Linked DNA regions of Homo sapiens: region 2 is linked to region 1. The links are chromatin loops, found by intact Hi-C in ENCODE. Cell type or tissue: CD4-positive, alpha-beta T cell. All regions are shown on one strand. Each heading gives the region's core, and the rest is flanking DNA. Links, peaks and the distances in the headings are about the cores only. Region 1 holds the start of SEPTIN3 (septin 3). Region 2 has its middle 43 kb from the start of TCF20.

Region 1 (8,322 bases), core at 233-8,232:
TCGGGCAGTGTGACAGAGGGATCAGATGGGAACAGAATTGAAGCCAGGATCCCATGAGGACATAGTTGAAACTCTCTGCTCCGTGGGCTGTGCAAGGGGCAGAGCTAGGGCTGGGGCTGGAGGAGGCTGCATTGCACAGGGGTAGAAGTGGCGGGACTGCCCAGGGTAGGGAGTGGGCACAAAGAGGTGTCGAGGATGAAGCTCAGGACTCTGGCTGTGGTCTTAGTAGATGGGCCACTCCCTGCTACTCTGGACTCCAAGTAACTCACCCTCTAGAAAAAAGTTGGTTTGGTTGCTTTTAACACAGCAGGCTGGGACCTGCAGCTGGGGGACAAGGCCAGGGCTGGTGGGAGGAGTCAGTTCCAGAGGGCTCATGGGGAGGGGAGTGATCATGTAGCCAGGTCCTTGAGGTCTGCAGCAGGGACGGGGAAGGCAGGGCACCGGACAGGGAAGGCATCACCCCTCACAATGGTGCCCCCAGCCCCTCATCCCTCTCCAGCCATATATTTGTATCCAAGACTGTCCTGGCCTCCAACCCTTTCCCACCTGGCCTATCACTGCAGCCCTGAACTTCTGCCCCCTCCTGCACAGCCACATCCACTTGGGCACACACGTTTACCCTGCACTTAGCCACAAACAGCTCCCCTCAGTGTGCACACCCACACACAGAGCAGGCCAGAGGACAGGGTGTCCGAGGGCATCACCCGACTCCCCATCCCCTCACTGCACTCCCATCTTCCATGGATTGCTTGGTCCTTCCCCACCCCACCCCCACCACCCTCCCACCCCCACAAACCCCCACACCCTTCCACCCCCCTACACACCTACCTTGATCAGAGGACAAGAAGGATCCAGTGTGTCTGGGAAGATAAGGCACACGCAGGCCCCTCACCTCCCCTGCACTCAGAGTCTGGCCATGGTGGCCAGCTTAGGGGCCTTGTCCCTCTGGTCCCCTCCTCAGCTCCTGCTCAGCCTCCAGGCCACAGTCCCCAGGCACAGGGCCCAGCCCTCTGCTCACTGTCCCACCAGCTACATCCCCGGAGACCGTGCTGGGCTGGGCTCTGGTGCAGGGAGGGGCTGGCTTCCTAGGAGTGGGCGGCTGTGAATGGCTGCTCTGAGCCTCTGGAATCCTGAAGAGCCATGGGAGGCTGGTAACGGCCAGGCTGGCACTCACGGCCACCTGCAGGGAGGTTCCCTGCAGCCTGCCCTCCCCAAATCTGCTCTGTCTCCCACAGACTTTGATGCCTGGGGAGTCTGCAGTAAAAACAGGGGTACTCCAAATATGGCTGCACTCTGGTAGTCCCAGCGCGAGTCTCCCTCTGGCTCTGCCTCTGTGCCCTTCATGCCCTGTTCAGCTCTGCAACCCTCAGACCATCTTGCCCACTCACCTGGTCTTTCCTCAAGGGGGCTGGAGTTCCTGGAGGCTAGAGCTCCTTCCACAACTATTCCCTGAGCCCCAGCTTGCTCCAGCTGGACCCTGTACCCAGACCCTAAGGGTGTGAAGAGGACCCCGCCCTAGGCCTGCCCCTGAGGGGACCACAAAGCCACCCAGCCTGGCTCTGGCAATGCCGACTCTCAGCAGCCCCTGGCCCTGGGGCTGGGATGGGAGCCCTCTTCTGTGTTCCCACAGCCCTCGGCTGCCTCTGTCATAGCAGTGGTGATAATAACAATGGTGCTGATAACAGCTACTATTTCCTGAGCACTTGCTCTGTGCCCGGCACCATGCCAGGGCTGGGCGGAGCTCACAGTCTGCTAGGAAGATAGGTATGTAAACAGATCCTATAGTACTGTCCTGTACGGTGATGGCAGATGTCCTCCGAGCACTCACCCTGAGTCAGGAACTAGGCTAAGCATTCTCCTGGCATCTCCTTTAATCTCCGCCTCATCACCTGCTTTTTACCGAGGAGGACATTGCAGCCCACACAACACTGTGTTGTCTGGTCTGCTCTCCTGTGTGTCTCTCTCTTTAGCGAGTGAGCTTCTGGAGCTGCGCTGGGCAATACAACTTTCAGTGATAATGGAAATGTTCTATGTCTGTGCTGTCCAGTACAGTAGCCACTAGCCACAGATGGCTACCGATCACTTAAAATGTGTCTACAGTGACCAAGGAACTGGATTTTTTAGTTTATTTTAATCTGTGGCTACCATATTAGCTCAGCTCTGTTTCGTTTGTTGTTGCTGTTGTTGTTATTAGTTTTTTTGAACAGGGTTTCACTCTGTCGCCCAGGCTGGAAGACAGTGGCGCCATCATGGCTCACTGCAGCCTCTTGGGCACAAGTGATCCTCCCACTTCTGCCTCCAGAGTAGCTGGGACCACAGGCATGCACCACCACGCCCAGCTAAGTTTTTATTTTTTGTAGAGACGGGGGTCTCCCTATGTAGCTCAGGCTGGTCTCGAACTTCTGAGCTCAAGCAATACTCCTACCTCCACCTCCCAAAGTGCTGGGATTACGGTCGTGAGCCACCATGCCTGGGTGGAAAGCTCAGTTATGAAGGTCCTGGATCTTCTTCTCTGGGCCCCAGGGTCTGGCAAAAATTGGCTTCAGTAAGTTTCTTTTTCTTGAGAGTCTCACTCTGTCACCCAGGCTGGACTGCAGTGGCGGGATCTCAGCTCACTGCAACTCCGCCTCCCGGGTTCAAGCCTCAGGATTCTCCTGCCTCAGCCTCCCAAGTAGCTGGGATTACAGGTGTGTGCCACCACGCCTGGCTAATTTTTGTATTTTTAGTAGAGACGGGGTTTCACCATGTTGGCCAGGCTGGTCTCAAACTTCTGACCTCAAGTAATGCATCTGCCTCAGCCTCCCAAAGTGCTGAGATTACATGCATGAGCCACCGTGCCCAACCGGTAAATTTCTTTAGAAAGAAATAATGAATGAATGAATGATTGAATGGTGATTGTGTGGGCCTAGCACCCATCCCTCTTCTTTTTTTTTTTTTTTTTTTGAGACAGAGTCTCGCTCTGTCACCCAGGCTGGAGTGCAGTGACGCCATCTCGACTCACTGCAAGCTCCGCCTCTCGGGTTCACACCATCACACCATTCTCCTGCCTCAGCCTCCCGAGTAGCTGGGACTACAAGCACCCGCCACCACGCCCACCTAAATTTTTTGTATTTTTAGTAGAGATGGGGTTTCGCAGTGTTAGCCAGGATGGTCTTGATCTCCTGTCCTTGTGATCCGCCTGCCTCGGCCTCCCAAAGTGCTGGGATTACAGGCATGAGCCACCGTGCCCAGCCCCTATCCCTCTTCTTATCCTTTCTCTCCCCTTACAGCTTTAGGTTCTCAAACTTGGCTGGGCTCTGGTTACCAGGGCAACGTGCTGGGATCCCAGTGGATGGGGGAGGGCAGCTATCTGGCGCTTCCATGCTTTGAGGCCCTGAGAACTGGCCTGACTTAAGGAAGAACAGAGGGTGCTGGGAAGGAGAGGCACAGCTCTGCCTGGACGGATTGGAGCAAGGGAGACTTTCCTGGGCCCAGCCCCATTGGATTACATGATCTCTGTGAGATAAGCAGCCTTGGGCTGAAATCAGTGGCCCTGGGTTCTCTCCCCACTTTGGCCAACGATTCACCAGGCAACGTCTATCAGATTAACTTGTGCTTCTGGGACTCAGTTGCCTTTTAAAATAGGGATCAGATGCCCTCATGTGGTCGGTCTCTTCTACTTCAAGATCTACAATTCCTCCATCTCGCTCCCTGCCAGGCTGTTAGGGCCTTGAGAGCAAGGCCTGAGTCATGTTCATCTCCGCATCCTCCTGCCCATCTGCCCTGCTTAGAGGCTTAGAGGACACTTCCTGCCCAGTAATTACAGGCCAAGTTTCAGCTGCCCTCTAGGGGCCCAAAGTGACAATGGCCCTCTCCTATCTATACATATGGTGCTTTCCCATCAAAGGAAAGATCCATAGGCCTGGAAGTGGCCTCAGAGAACAGAGGCCTCCACTCAACCACAAAACCATTGTGGTGGCCTCCCAGACAAGTGTCATAGGCTCTGGAGTCCTTCAAGCCTGGGTTTGTTACAACTATGTGATTTTCAAACAAGTCAATCCCCCTGAGCTCCCCTCTCATCTGTAAAATGGAGATTATATCAGTCAGAATGAGTTAAATTATGCTGCAGTAACAACCATTCCCAAATCCCAGTGGCTGATAACAACATGCTGATTTTTTTTTTTTTTTTTTTTTTTGAGACAGGGTCTCACTCTGTTGCCCAAGCTGGAGCGCAGTGGCACTATCACAGCTCACTGTAGCCTCGACCTACCCAGGCTCAGGTGATCCTCCCACCTCAGCCTCCTGAGTAGCTGGGACTACAGGCATGTGCCACCACGCCCAGCTAATATTTCTTCTTTTTTTTTTTCTTGAGATGGAGTTTTGCTCTTATTGCCCAGGATGGAGTGCAATGGCATGATCTCAGCTCACTGCAAACTCTGCCTCCCAGTTTCAAGCAATTCTCCTGCCTTAGCGTCCTAAGTAGCTGGGATTACAGGTGTGTGCCACCACACCCAACTAATTTTGTATTTTTAGTAGAGGCAGGGTTTCACCATGTTGATTAGGCTGGTCTCAAACTTCTGACCTCAAGTGATCCACCCTTCTCAGCCTCCCAAAGTGCTGGGATTACAGGCGTGAGCTGCGTCCAGCCTAATTTTTCTAATTTTTGTAGAGACAGGGTTTTGCCATGTTGCCCAGGCTGGTCTAAAACCCCTGGCCTCAAGCGATCCTCCTACTTCAGCCTCCCAAAGTACTGGGATTATAGGCCTGAGCCACCACACCTGGCCGCAATGATACATTGATTTCTCATCCATGTCTCATGTCCACAGTAATTTGGGTCCACTAAGGCTCTGCTCTGTGCCCTCTTCCCTCTGGGACCCAGGCTGCCTTCTAGTGCATTGCTAGTCATGTGGCAGAGGGAAGGAGGGAGTGACAAATTGTGGACTAGCCATTAGTCCATCAGCCATTCGGCCTGTACTCACTTCTAATTACAACTAATTGGCCAGAACTAGTCTTATGGCCCCACCCATCACAAGGAGGCAGGGAAGTTTAATCCTACCGTGTGCTGATAGCTGGAGAGTCAGAAACCTTTGGTGAACAGCAGTGAGGACCCACTTGCATGGTTGCCATAAGAATGCAATGGGGGGCCGGGCGCGGTGGCTCAAGCCTATAATCCCAGCACTTTGGGAGGCCTAGGCGGACGGATCACGAGGTCAGGAGTTCAAGACAAGCCTGGCCAACATGGTGAAACCCTGTCTCTACTAAAAATACAAAAAACTTAGCTGGGTGTGGTGGCGCGTGCCTGTAATCCCAGCTACTTTGGGAGGCTGAGGCAGGAGAATCGTTCAAACCCGGGAGGCAAAGGTTGCAGTGAGCCGAGATCACACCATTGCACTCCAGCTGGGCAACAAGAGCGAAACTCTGTCTCACAAAAAAAAAAAAAAAAAAAAAGCAATGGGGGCCAGGCGCGGTGGCTCACACCTGTAATCCCAGGACTTTGGGAGGCTGAGGCAGGCAGATCACCTGAGGTCAGGAGTTCAAGACCAGCCTAGCCAACATGGCAAAACCCCATCTCAACTAAAAATACAAAAATTAGCTGGGCCTGGTGGCGGGCGCCTATGATCGCAGCTACTTGGGAGGCTGAGGCAGGAGAATCACTTGAACCCAAGGAGCAGAGGTTGCAATGAGCCGAGATCACACCACTTCACTCCAGTCCAGGCGAAAGAGCAAAACTCTGCCTCAAAACAAACAAACAAACAAATGCAATGGGCAATTGCTAGTCCATGAGCTCAGTCCATGTTAGCCATTCAAATTGTTGCCTTGGCACTCTGATTTCCTTTTTTATGTATCTTCCATGATTTCCTCTGACTTTCTCATCAGTTCCAGCTGTTTACAGCTGCAGAAATAGAGGGAAATGGACCTGCCAAGGTTCACACAGTGAATCAGTAGCTGGACACCTAGGTCTCCAGGCTCCAAATACTGAGCCCGTCATACCTTATGAGGGAGGGAGAAAAAAGCTCTGCCTGCCAGGGGTTCTCTGTAAGGGTGGTTGACTGAGACTGTGATAGTCTTTTGAGGGAGCCTGCAGTCTTTGCCCTTCTCCCAAAGCTGGTCTCTCAGCCTTCCCGAGCCCTTCCTTCTCAGCCAGTGTGAAGAACTGAGGGGGCGGAACAATGAGGAGCCTGTGCCACCCTCCAGGGCTGGAATCCGAACATTGCAGCCATTCTTACTCAGGGACCCTGTACATTCCCGCCTCCTGTCCTCCTGTTCTGGGCCGAACCCTGACACACCTGCCCTTCCCCATCCTGACAGCTCTCAGATGTTGGGAAAGCTCCCAGGACTCTGCAAAACCTCTCAAAGCATTTTAAAAATCTGCACACAGCTTGATGCCCAGGAAACCTCCAAGCCTTTCTGAAATCTTGGTTTCTAAGCAAACAGGCAACTCCTGGCAGGACTTCCAAAGAAACTAGCCCCATTCTTGCAACAAGCAAGCTTTTAAGGAGGCCCTGACCAGTGCCAGTAAGGCTGCAAGCCAAGATGAGAAGATGTGGTCACTGCTCCCCACTGACGTGAACAAAATCGCAACACAAGATTAGCATTGTAATGGGGAAAGCTGCTGGGGGGGCCAGGGAAGGCTTCCTCGAGTAGGTGGTAATAGGAAGGTCATCGGGTTCTCAGTCTGGGTCTAAGCCTTCCTTGAAAAGCCACTTTCTGGTTGCTTAATCCGCCTGCCCTCCTGCCACTGGCTCACTTGCATTCTGTCTTTTGGCCACACCACTCACAGTCCTCAAAAAGGACTAGGTTCTCTCCAGAGTCCATGGCTTAACACTTGCAGCCTTCTTTCCCTTTGCAGGGAAAACTCTTATTCCACCTCCAGAACCCAGATTAATAGTCATGTCCTCCGGGAAGCCTTCCTTGACAACCCCCTTCCCCAAAAACTAGGCACTTCTTCGGTTCCGTTTCCAGTTCTGCACACATACTTCTCTTGCTGCAGGTACAGTTTTATAATTTGTCTGTTGGCCAGGCACAATGTAATCCCACTACTTTGGGAGGCCAAGGTGGGCGGATCACTTGAGGTCAGGAGTTCGAGACCAGCCTGACCAACATGACAAAACCCAGTCTCTACTAAAAATACAAAAATTACCCTGGCATGGTGACGCGCACCTGTAGTCCCAGACACGGGAGGCTGAGGCAGGAGGATCGCTTGAACCTGGGAGGCGGAGGTTGCAGTAAGCTGAGATCACACCACTGCACTCCAGCCTGGGCAACAGAGTAACACTCCCTCTCAAAAAATACTACTACTAATAATAATAGTTTGTCTGTTTATACTTCTGTAACCCCAGTTTGTGAGCTCTTCTGATGCAGGGACATCCTCTTTTCCATTACATTCTTGGTGCCAGGCCTAGGTATGTGACATGCCTCTGTAGAGTTCAAGAGGATAGCTGTGGGCCGGGCGCAGTGGCTCATGCCTGTAATCCCAGCACGTTGGGAGGCCGAGGCGGGCAGATCACGAGGTCAAGGGTTCAAGACCAGCCTGGCCAACATGGTGAAACCCCCATCTCCACTAAAAATACAAAATTAGCTGGGCATGGTGGCGCATGCCCATAATCCCAGCTATTTGGGAGGCTGAGGCAGGAGAATCGCTTGAACCCAGGAGGCAGAGGTTGCAGTGAGCCAAGACTGTGCCACTGCACTCCAGCCTGGTGACAGAGCAAGACTCCATCTCAAAAAAAAAAAAAAAAGAGGATAGCTATGTGATACATGGCGTTTATACAGTGCTTTCTTCCCCACTATCTCTGACATTTGCCATCACCCGGTGAGGGAGGTAGGGCAGGAGTGATATGAAAATGAACAGGGCTTGGATGGGCACAGTGGCTCATGCCTGTAATCCCAGCACTTTAGGAAGCCGAGGTGGGCAGATCACGAGGTCAAGAGATCGAGACCATCCTGGCCAACATGGTGAAACCCTCTCTCTACTAAAAATGCAAAAATTAGCTGGGTGTGGTGGTGCGTAGTCCCAGCTACTCGGGAGGCTGAGGCAGGAAAATTGCTCCAACCTGGGAGGCGGAGGTTGCAGTGAGCCAAGATCGCACCACTGCACTCCAGCCTGGCGACAGAGCGAGACTCTGTCTCAAAAAAAAAAAAAAAAAAAAAAGGAAAAGAAAAAAGAAAAAAAAAAAAAAGAAATGAACAGGGCTATACGGAGAACCTGACAGGAGCTGAGCACAATGCCAGACACTGGCAGGGGACATTTTTTTGAGCTTTAATCATCTGTGATTCTCAGTGCCTGACACAAAAATGTTTGGTTGTGTTTCTGAGAGCTCAGGAAACTTGCCCAAGGATGTG
Region 2 (8,322 bases), core at 32-8,031, 350 kb before region 1:
ACCTAATTGGGCCCTGCTGGCTGCCTGCCATTTTTCTCTGTAGCGTTGTGAGGGAGGGATCGCCCTGTGCCCACCTCGGCTCCCTTCTTCCACCCTCCCCACTGCTGGACCGTGGGAAAGGCCCACAGAACCCCCACCCTCCCGCTGTCCTGCGGCTGAGTCTACACCCCTTTCCCCCCCAGCCCCCAGCGGGAATGCAGGAGCAGAGCCCTCCTCTGAGGGTGCTGCCTTGGGCCAGTCACTTGGCCTCTCCGAGCCTCAGTTTCCACCTTGGTGAGATGGGGGTATTTTTCTTTGCCCATGTACCAGGTAGTGAGTGGGTAATGAGGTGACACTGGGGAAGGGCCTAGGTGGGCTTGGTGGGCCAGACATAGTGGGAGGAAAAGGAGATTTTCCGTCATCTGTGTTTAAATCGAAGCTCCGTCACCCAGCGCCGCCCCTCCTTCCCCACCACACACATAAACACGCACTCTAGGGAGACTTGAGAACTTGCAGTAAATTTCTGGGCGAGGTGAAATATTGCCACCTTCAGTGTGGTGATTTCCACGCTAGGGCTCTTGGCTGAACCTCCGACATTCAAGCTGGGAGTGCTCTGTGGCTAAATGAGATAATTTATTCATTTCAGCAAATGTTGAGGGTGTGCCGAGTGAGGGCGGGCGGGGAAGGTGGGGTGAGTCAGACGTGGCCAAGCACACAGAGCGCTCAGTCTGCAGGGGAGGCAGACGGATAGTGTTGCCAGTGCTCTTTGGGGGATTTGGGGTGTCTGGGAAGAGTGTTGAGGACATGGGACCATTGAAGATGCCTTACGGCCATGCCAGAGTCCACTTGGCAGCAAAGGGGTAAGGAAGGGCATTCCAGGAAGAGAAAAGCAGTGGGCACAGACGGGAAAAGACGCCTGGCACTTGGGGAAAGGGCGACGCTTGGCTGGAGTGAAGTGGTGGAGATGAGACCAGAAAGTTCTGCCAGTGTCAGCTTCAGAGGGGCTGGAGGCCAAAGAGTTTGACTGTGATCCAGGAGGTGGTGGGAGCTATCGATGGCCCTTGAGCAGGGAAGTGATGTGTTCGGATCCTGGCTTCAGCAAGAAAAGGTGGGCCAGCAGGGCGCAGTGGCTCACGCGTGTAATCCTAGCACTTTGGGAGGCCGAGGAAGGCGGATCACTTGAAGTCAAGTTCAGGACCAGCCTGGCCAACATGGTGAAACCCCGTCTCTACTAAAAATACAAAAATCAGCCGGGCGTGGTGGCGCATGCCTGTAGTCCCAGCTGCTCAGGAGGCTGAGACAGGCGAATCGCTTGAACCTGGCAGGTGGAGGAGGAGCCTCTGCCCACCTCGCCCTTCTCTGACCCTCCAGGCTCTGACAGATTAACTTGTGGGCCAGTCTGTCTCCTTGAGTATGTGTGGTGTGCCCCTGCTGCATGGGTGCAGGGAAGGCCCAGGGGACTGAACTGAGCAGAGACTCCCATGCTAGTGCTCTTTTGGGTGTCACATTTTCACAGGGTCAGCGTTTGGGAGCATCTTCTCATCACCACTCTGGCCCTGGAAGCCTGCAGGCACTTTGCAGTCTTTATTCCATTTGTGCCTGGTGACTTTCCTAGCCTGCAAACCTGCCTGGGTCCCTTCTTCCTTGGAAGCTGCCAGGGCTCCCTGGTGCTCGGATAAAGTCCAAATCCTGCCTTGATGTGGCCTCTTGTCTTTAAATCTTTTTTTTTTTTTTTTTTTTTTTGAGACAGAGTCTTGTTCTGTCACTCAGACTGGAGTGCAGTGGCGCGATCTCAGCTCACTGCAACCTCCGCCTCCTGGGTTCAAGCGATTCTCCTGACAACGAGTAACCTGGATTACAGGCATGCACCACCACGCCCAGCTAATTTTTTGTATTTTTAATAGAGACGGGATTTCACCATGTTGGCCAGGATGGTCTCAAACTCCTGACCTCAAGTGATCCACCCACCTCGGCCTCCCAAAGTGCTGGGATTACAGGCGTGAGCCACCACGCCCAGCCTTGTCTTTATATCTTTACTCCTGCTGTTCCCTCTGCCTGGATGCCTTTCTTGTCTCCTCCACCTGGGGCTACCTCTGGTTCATCTGCCACTCTAATGATGCCTCCTCTGGGTAGTCCTCTCTGACCAGCCCTGTCCCAGGATGGTAGATGTCTTATGTGCCCCCCTCTCTGGCCCCCTAGGCTTCCCTCATTCATGGCACTGTCCACACCTTCCTGAAGCCACCAGCTTCAGTGAGGAAGTCTCACTCAGTGTTGGCCCCATGGCCAGCCCAGGACTTTGCCCAGAGGTAGAACCAGTGAAAGTTTGTTGAGTGAATAGGCAAGGGAGTGGATGTTGCTCTTCCTGCCTATGTCCAGCCCATTCCACCTGCCTGGGCTGCCCTCCTTTCCTCTCTTACCCTGTGTGCCTGGCCTGGATACCCCAGCTTCAAGCTGCCTGTCCTTCAGAGAGTCCTTCCTCTCTGAGCCTGTCCTCACCTGCAGCCCACCTGCCATGAGGACCCCAGATGGAGCCCACTGTGGTGCCTCTCCTGCACCCCCAGCATGGTGTGTGAGCACCCTGGGGCTCCCACTGGCTTCTCCCACTTTTCATTGCTTCAGGCCCCCATTAGGTGGCTGGTGATTGCTGACAGACTGAACTGTTCCAGAACCTCCCCTGTCAGGACTGCCCTGGGGAAATCTCTAGAGGTGTCCACAGCCTCCTGTCTGCCCCCTCCCTGCTTGGGTCTCCTCAGACCATTCCTTGATTCCAGGTTTCTGAAAAATTGTGTGAAAACTGGCTTTGTGTCATCAGATCCAATTTCCTGCCACCTCTTACTTTTAAAGGAGGCACAGCCAGTTTAAAACAAAAACATCCTGCTGTGGTGTGAGCTGAAGACTTTGGGCCAGGAGGCTGGGCTGTGAGGGCCTTCCGCTCTGCCACCTCCCCTCATTCAGCCGCTCCCCTCCTCCCTGGGTCGGGGCTGGAGGGAGGGGTTCTGGAGCCCAGGTTTTCGTGCCCCTGCCCTCTTTATTGTTGTTGAATCCCCTCTCCAGATGCTGCTCCAGAATCCTCTCTGAAGTTTCTAGAGTTCATTCTTCCTTCCTTCATTCAGCAGACATCCACCGGGTGCTTGCACTGTGCCAGTCAGCACTGGGCTTGTGGGCACAGAGCAGACAGGAGGGGTGCAGGGCAGGACCCCCTGTTCTCCCTGGGAGAGGCGGGCTCCCTGCTAGCCCTCAGCCCTTGGCTTGGGCCTCCTGGGTGCAGGACCTGCGGGTTCCTCTTCCCGCCTGGTAATTGCTAGCTCCCCGGCTCTGGGAAGCAGCTGGGTCAGGTGTGGGCTGCCTGCCCACATGCCTGGCCGCCTGCCCGCCTGCCGCAGGAGGCATCGATGCCTGGGATTCAAGCTCCTCCGAGGGCCTGCGATGTGGCCATGGGGAAATCATTTTCTGACAATGGCCATCAATTTCGCTGAGAGCCCATCGGCGCTCTGGCAGCCTGTCCCCCGGCAGCGGCAGCTGGTCCGTGTCAAGCCCCCAGGTGTCCTGATGACAGAAGCGATTCGCATTAGGCATCTGCCCCAGAGCACACATCCGGAAGAGACGGATTCTGGCCAGTTCCAGACATGCACCACATCACCTCCAAGTTTATCTTCAGGTCCTTGGGTTAGCGGAGATGTCTTCTCTCTGCCCTGGAGTGGCCACAAGGGGCCCCTATAGGGCAGCCCCAGCCTCAGGAACGGGGCTCCCTGCTGAGCCTGTATCTGCCTTGTTGCAGGCGCTATGTAGGCACAAAGGTCACAGCTCTGAACACAGCAGACAGAGCACCTGCCGTTGCACTGAGAAGGGAAGGACAGGAAGGAGGCAGTCACGCACAGATCTTGGGAAAGAGCATTCCAGGCAGCGGGAACAGCCGGGGCAAAGGTGTTCCCTGAGGCGGGGAATTCTGTTGGCCCGGCGCGGTGACTCACGCCTCTAACCTCAGCACTTTGGGAGGCCGAGGCGGGCAGATCACTTGAAGTCAGGAGTTTGAGACCAGCCTGGCCAGCTTGGCGAAACCCTGTCTCTACTAAAAATACAAAAGTGAGCTGGGCGTGGTGGCACACTTGTGTAATCCCAGCTACTCGGGAGGCTGAGGCGGGAGAACTGCTTGAACACAGGAGGTGGAGGTTGCAGTGAGCCAAGATCGTGCCCCTGCACTCCAGCTGGGGCGACAAAGCGAGACTCTGTCTCAAAAAAAAAAAAAAAAAAAAGAAAGAATTCTGTTGAGGCTGCAGTGAGCCTCAGGTGTCTTGGGGACATCCAGGGTCCTAACAGAACCCCAGAGGTATCCACAGGAAAGTGAGTTGCATTCTGGCAGATGATCGAGGCACCCCCTGGAGGAGGTGGTGTGAGGCAGGAAGCAATGTGAAGGAAGGCTGAGAGGGTAATGGGAGAGTGCAGCGGGCAGGGCTCTGCTCGCAGCTGCAGGGGCCTTTCCTGACTTGTGGAGAGGATGCTGTATTGCACGAGGCAGGTCTAGGCACCTCTGGCTCTCAGAGGCCTTTGAGAACCTCGCCTTGTCCATGCTATGGGGTCAGCGGGATTGGGTTGAGACCCTACTGTGCACCAGGGGGTTCGCCTGCATCCTAGCAGCTGTCTCCATTTATTGCAGGCCTACTGAGTGCCAGGCACTGAAGAAGCTCTTGGCCTATGGTGTGACACAGCCCACAGGTGGGCATTAGCACCTGCACTCCCAGGTGGGGAAGGTGAGGCCCAGAAAAGTCCGGAGGCTTGTCCAGGGTCCACAGTATGGTGATGGTGTGACTCAGGCTGGGGAGCCTGAGCTGGGAAGATTGCAAGAAGCTGGTTGTCCTGAGCATTCCTGGACAGGAAACAGTGAGCCACCCCCAGTACTGGAGCTGGCTCCCCAGGACCCAGCTTCGTCCTCAAGGCACCTTTCCCCTGGGCTCTGCAGACGTGGGCCTTGAGGCCTGGGCATTGGGCATGCAGGGCACTAGATTGGGGCCCCATGCTTTCACCTGTGGCTCAGACAATGGGGAGAGGAGGGAGATACTCTATGAGCTTCCAGGGACTTGCAGCTCCTGGCTCTTCATGAAGGGATGACCAGTCACATCTTGCAGATGGGGAGCCTGAGGCTCAGCAGGGATGGGGGGTGACCGGGACCTGACAGCAATGGGATTGCCAGGCCAGGGCGGCAACAGGTCTGTCTGTCCCCACAGCCCACTCCACACCCTGGGGAATGGGTGATAATAGAGCTGGCTCTGAACGTGGGTCATCACCTTGGGCTTTGATCCCCATAGTGGTTTTGTGGGTAGTGTGGATTCTAGAATCCAAGCTCCCCCAACCCTCATTCCCCCAGGCCCGCCTCCATAGCTCCTTTTGTATATTCCTCTGAGGCCTGGGGCCCCACCTGGCCTGGCTCCATCAGACCCCCTCAATAAGGTCAAGTCCAGCCAGGGAACCCATTTATTCTACCAGCTACACCCATGGGGATCTCATTCTCAGCAGCTGCTGGTCTAGACAAGGCAGGGCCATGTCTGTGTGGGCTGTCCTGGTACCAGGCAGGTGGCCCGCTGACTACTGGGGGACCAGTCAGGAGGGGCAGTGGCAGAGTCCTTGCTGCTGTAATCCCCACAGCTGCTTACTCATTCACTCATCCATGATGGCACCTTCTCGGCATTGGAGAGTGCCCTTCTTCTGTAGCTCCTGCACCTGGTGTAATGTTGGCCATATAGTACATACCCTATCACTACTTCCTGTCTCTGCAAGGTGATTTCTAAGTCCTAGGAGCAACCTTCCCCATCCTCCATGTCTTCCTCCTTCTCTGTTGCCTTTTGGCAGAAGTTTTACCGTTTGTGATTCATTCCTTTGGCATAACTGTTGCCCTAAGTTCTTCTAAAATGCAGAACCCTAGAGTCTCACTACCCCTTCTAGGAAGGAGACCCTTTCAAGTCCCAGCTTCTGGGTAACCTATGTGCCTAGGAGAACAGGGCTGTCTTGACTATGCAGGGCTCTGGTGCAGGGGTCTGTGGAAGAGACGGGGAAATCAGAGTTGGGAGGACACGCGGCAGCTCCTGTGTGCCTGCAGGGTGCCCGGGATTGCACTTTTCTTGCTCTTTTCAGCCCTACAGCCCTGGGCTTGGGATGTTTTCATCCCCGTTTTGCAGGGGAGGGGACTGAGGCACCGCTAGCAGGTTTCCCAGCTGGGAGGGCCAGGCCTGGGGTCTGCATGATTCCCGTCCATACCCTTCAACTGCACCTTGCTCCTGTCCACAACATGGGTGTATGATGGTGGTGTGGCCCCTGCAGGGCACCAAGGTCAGCCCCTCTGGTTTGCAGCTGCTGAGAGAGGGCCCAATCCTCACAGCCTTTTGTCCTTTAGGAAAGGTGATCACTTCTAGAGGCTGATTTGATCCCCACACCACCCTGAGGCAAAAATGTCCTCGTTTCTCTTATGAGGAAACTGAGGCACAGGGGGTACCTACTCTATGACACACCATTCAGTGCCCCTCCTGCCCTTCCCCCCAGTCCCCTTGGGAAAGGCCTTGGGCCTGGGCCTGGTGCCAGGAGATGAAGCACTTAGGCAGCCCCCTTCTGCCTCCCTGACTGCAGGTCCCAGTCGCCAGCCCCGCAGGGACCCCTGCCCAGAGCCTGCCGCAGGTGGGAGGGCTGGCGTGCAGGTCCTTGAGGGGAGGCAGGCTGTGTGTGAGCCGCAGTTTGGGAGCCTGGCCACCCCCCTGTCCCCCGATTCCTGCACTCGTGTGCACCTTCTGAGGGGAGCAATCCCTGGATGCCACCGGGCCAGCCTTGGGCCAGCCATACGGTTCCTAAGTGTTCCTCCCTCCAGGCCGTATTTTCTTGGGTATTGATGAGCCAGTGTCATCCAAGATGCAGCCAGAAGCTGAGCTAAACTCAAGACAGATTGAGCCTCCGCCTCATCAATCTGCCTGCCGCTGCTCTGCTGGGGAGAAAAGAGGGCGGGCAGGCGGGCGGCCCAGGCTCTGCGGGGCCCTCCTGGGCTCTCAGAGTGGCCTCCTTAAACCACAGATCCACCTGTTGGGGCTGGCTTGTCACTCTCTGTCCAGGAATTTGCAACTTTCCAGACTCAGGCTCCTGGCCTGGCCACCCATTGCCTGGGGGCTAAAATCCACCCTGCTCATGTCCACCACAGGCCCTGTCTCCTTGCACTCCATTGCCACGCCAGTCCTCTCCACTGTATTCCAGCCATGCGGGCTGCCACTTCCACGAGCCATACTCCTTTCCTCCTCAGGGCTCTGCCTGGAAAGTTCTCTGCATGCCTTCCTCGTCTAGCCTGGCTGAAACACTGCTTCCTCTGAGCCCACGCGCCCCCCTGGCTGGATTCCTGTTATTGTCGACAGTCTCTTAGCACCACTTACTCCCCCCCGCACAACCCCCCAGAGAGCTGGCATCAATGGGTTATTTGTGAGAGTCTCTCACTGTCTGTCTCCCCCAGTGGGACATGGGCTCCGTAGCCCCAGGGACTGTCCATCTTGTTTCCACTAGATCCCCAGGACCTGGCACATAGTAGGCCCTTAGCAAGTGTTAGATGAATGTGCCAACATATGATTGTCATTGCCCTAATTAAACACTTTCCATTTCCTACTGCCCCTGGGATGAAATGTAAACTCCTCAGTGTGGCAGGCAGTTAAGGCCTGCAAGGTCCAACAGAAACAATTCCCTCTGCCTAGAGTTTGCTCCTCATTTTTTCCTCCTCATCTGCCCCTTTATAAACTCCTACACATCCTTCAAAGTCCACCTTTTCTGGGAAAACTTCATGGCCGCTCCGGGCAGTTGGCTGTTCTGCCCTCTGATTCAGCAGTGCCTGGGCACCAGGCCCTGTGCAGGGCACTGGAGAGACAGGGCTGGAAGGGGTAAGATTAGGGCCAGTGTGGAGTTAGCCTTGGACACAACCTCAGAGCATCCTCATGGCGATGATGACAGAAGCAGCTTCCCAGGCAGTTTGTGTTTTTCTTACTTCATCCTCACCACAACACTGTGAGGTGCTGGTGTCACCCCTATTCTGCAGACGAGGACAGCAAGGCTCAGAGAGGTGACGACTGGCAGCTGACATGAAAAGCCAGACAGGGCAGTCCAGAGGCACTTTGAGAGGAAAGAAGTCTGAGCTGAGACTGGAAGGAAGAATACAGGTTTTCTAGGCAGTGGGGAGTTGCAGGGGCGTTGCTGGCATTGGGGACAGTGTGGGCAGAGGTGTGGAGGGCCACGGGCACGGTTGGGGTGTGCAGCAGCCGTAGATGGGTAGGGAACTCCTGAATGTGGGGAGGGGGAAGCTCAGGAGCCTGGGGCAGCGGGGGCGAGGTG

What was found. Peaks named below come from ENCODE experiments on the same cell type or tissue, not always from the same donor. Only the 100,000 strongest peaks of a DNase experiment are listed, where the experiment ranks them.
Region 2: it touches region 1 in a loop (5-fold over the local background); 4 of 110 quality-filtered maps call a loop at or near these places.

What each region holds. Positions count from the first base shown.
Region 1 is chr22:41,962,184-41,970,505 of GRCh38, reverse strand. It overlaps SEPTIN3 (septin 3), which reads right to left and starts at 1,063. Exons shown (of 12, transcript NM_001363845.2): 1 at 829-1,063. In CD4-positive, alpha-beta T cell, for the core only: a CTCF peak has its summit at 3,658; a DNase peak (open chromatin) is centred at 3,665.
Region 2 is chr22:42,309,508-42,317,829 of GRCh38, reverse strand. It overlaps a transcript of TCF20 not described here. Among named protein-coding and RNA genes, the nearest start is that of TCF20, 43 kb to the right of the region's middle. RefSeq lists enhancers at 2,299-3,128, 3,960-4,789, 6,702-7,408. In CD4-positive, alpha-beta T cell, for the core only: a CTCF peak has its summit at 3,703 (motif pointing right); DNase peaks (open chromatin) are centred at 569 and 3,719; H3K4me3 peaks cover 253 bases; H3K27ac peaks cover 919 bases.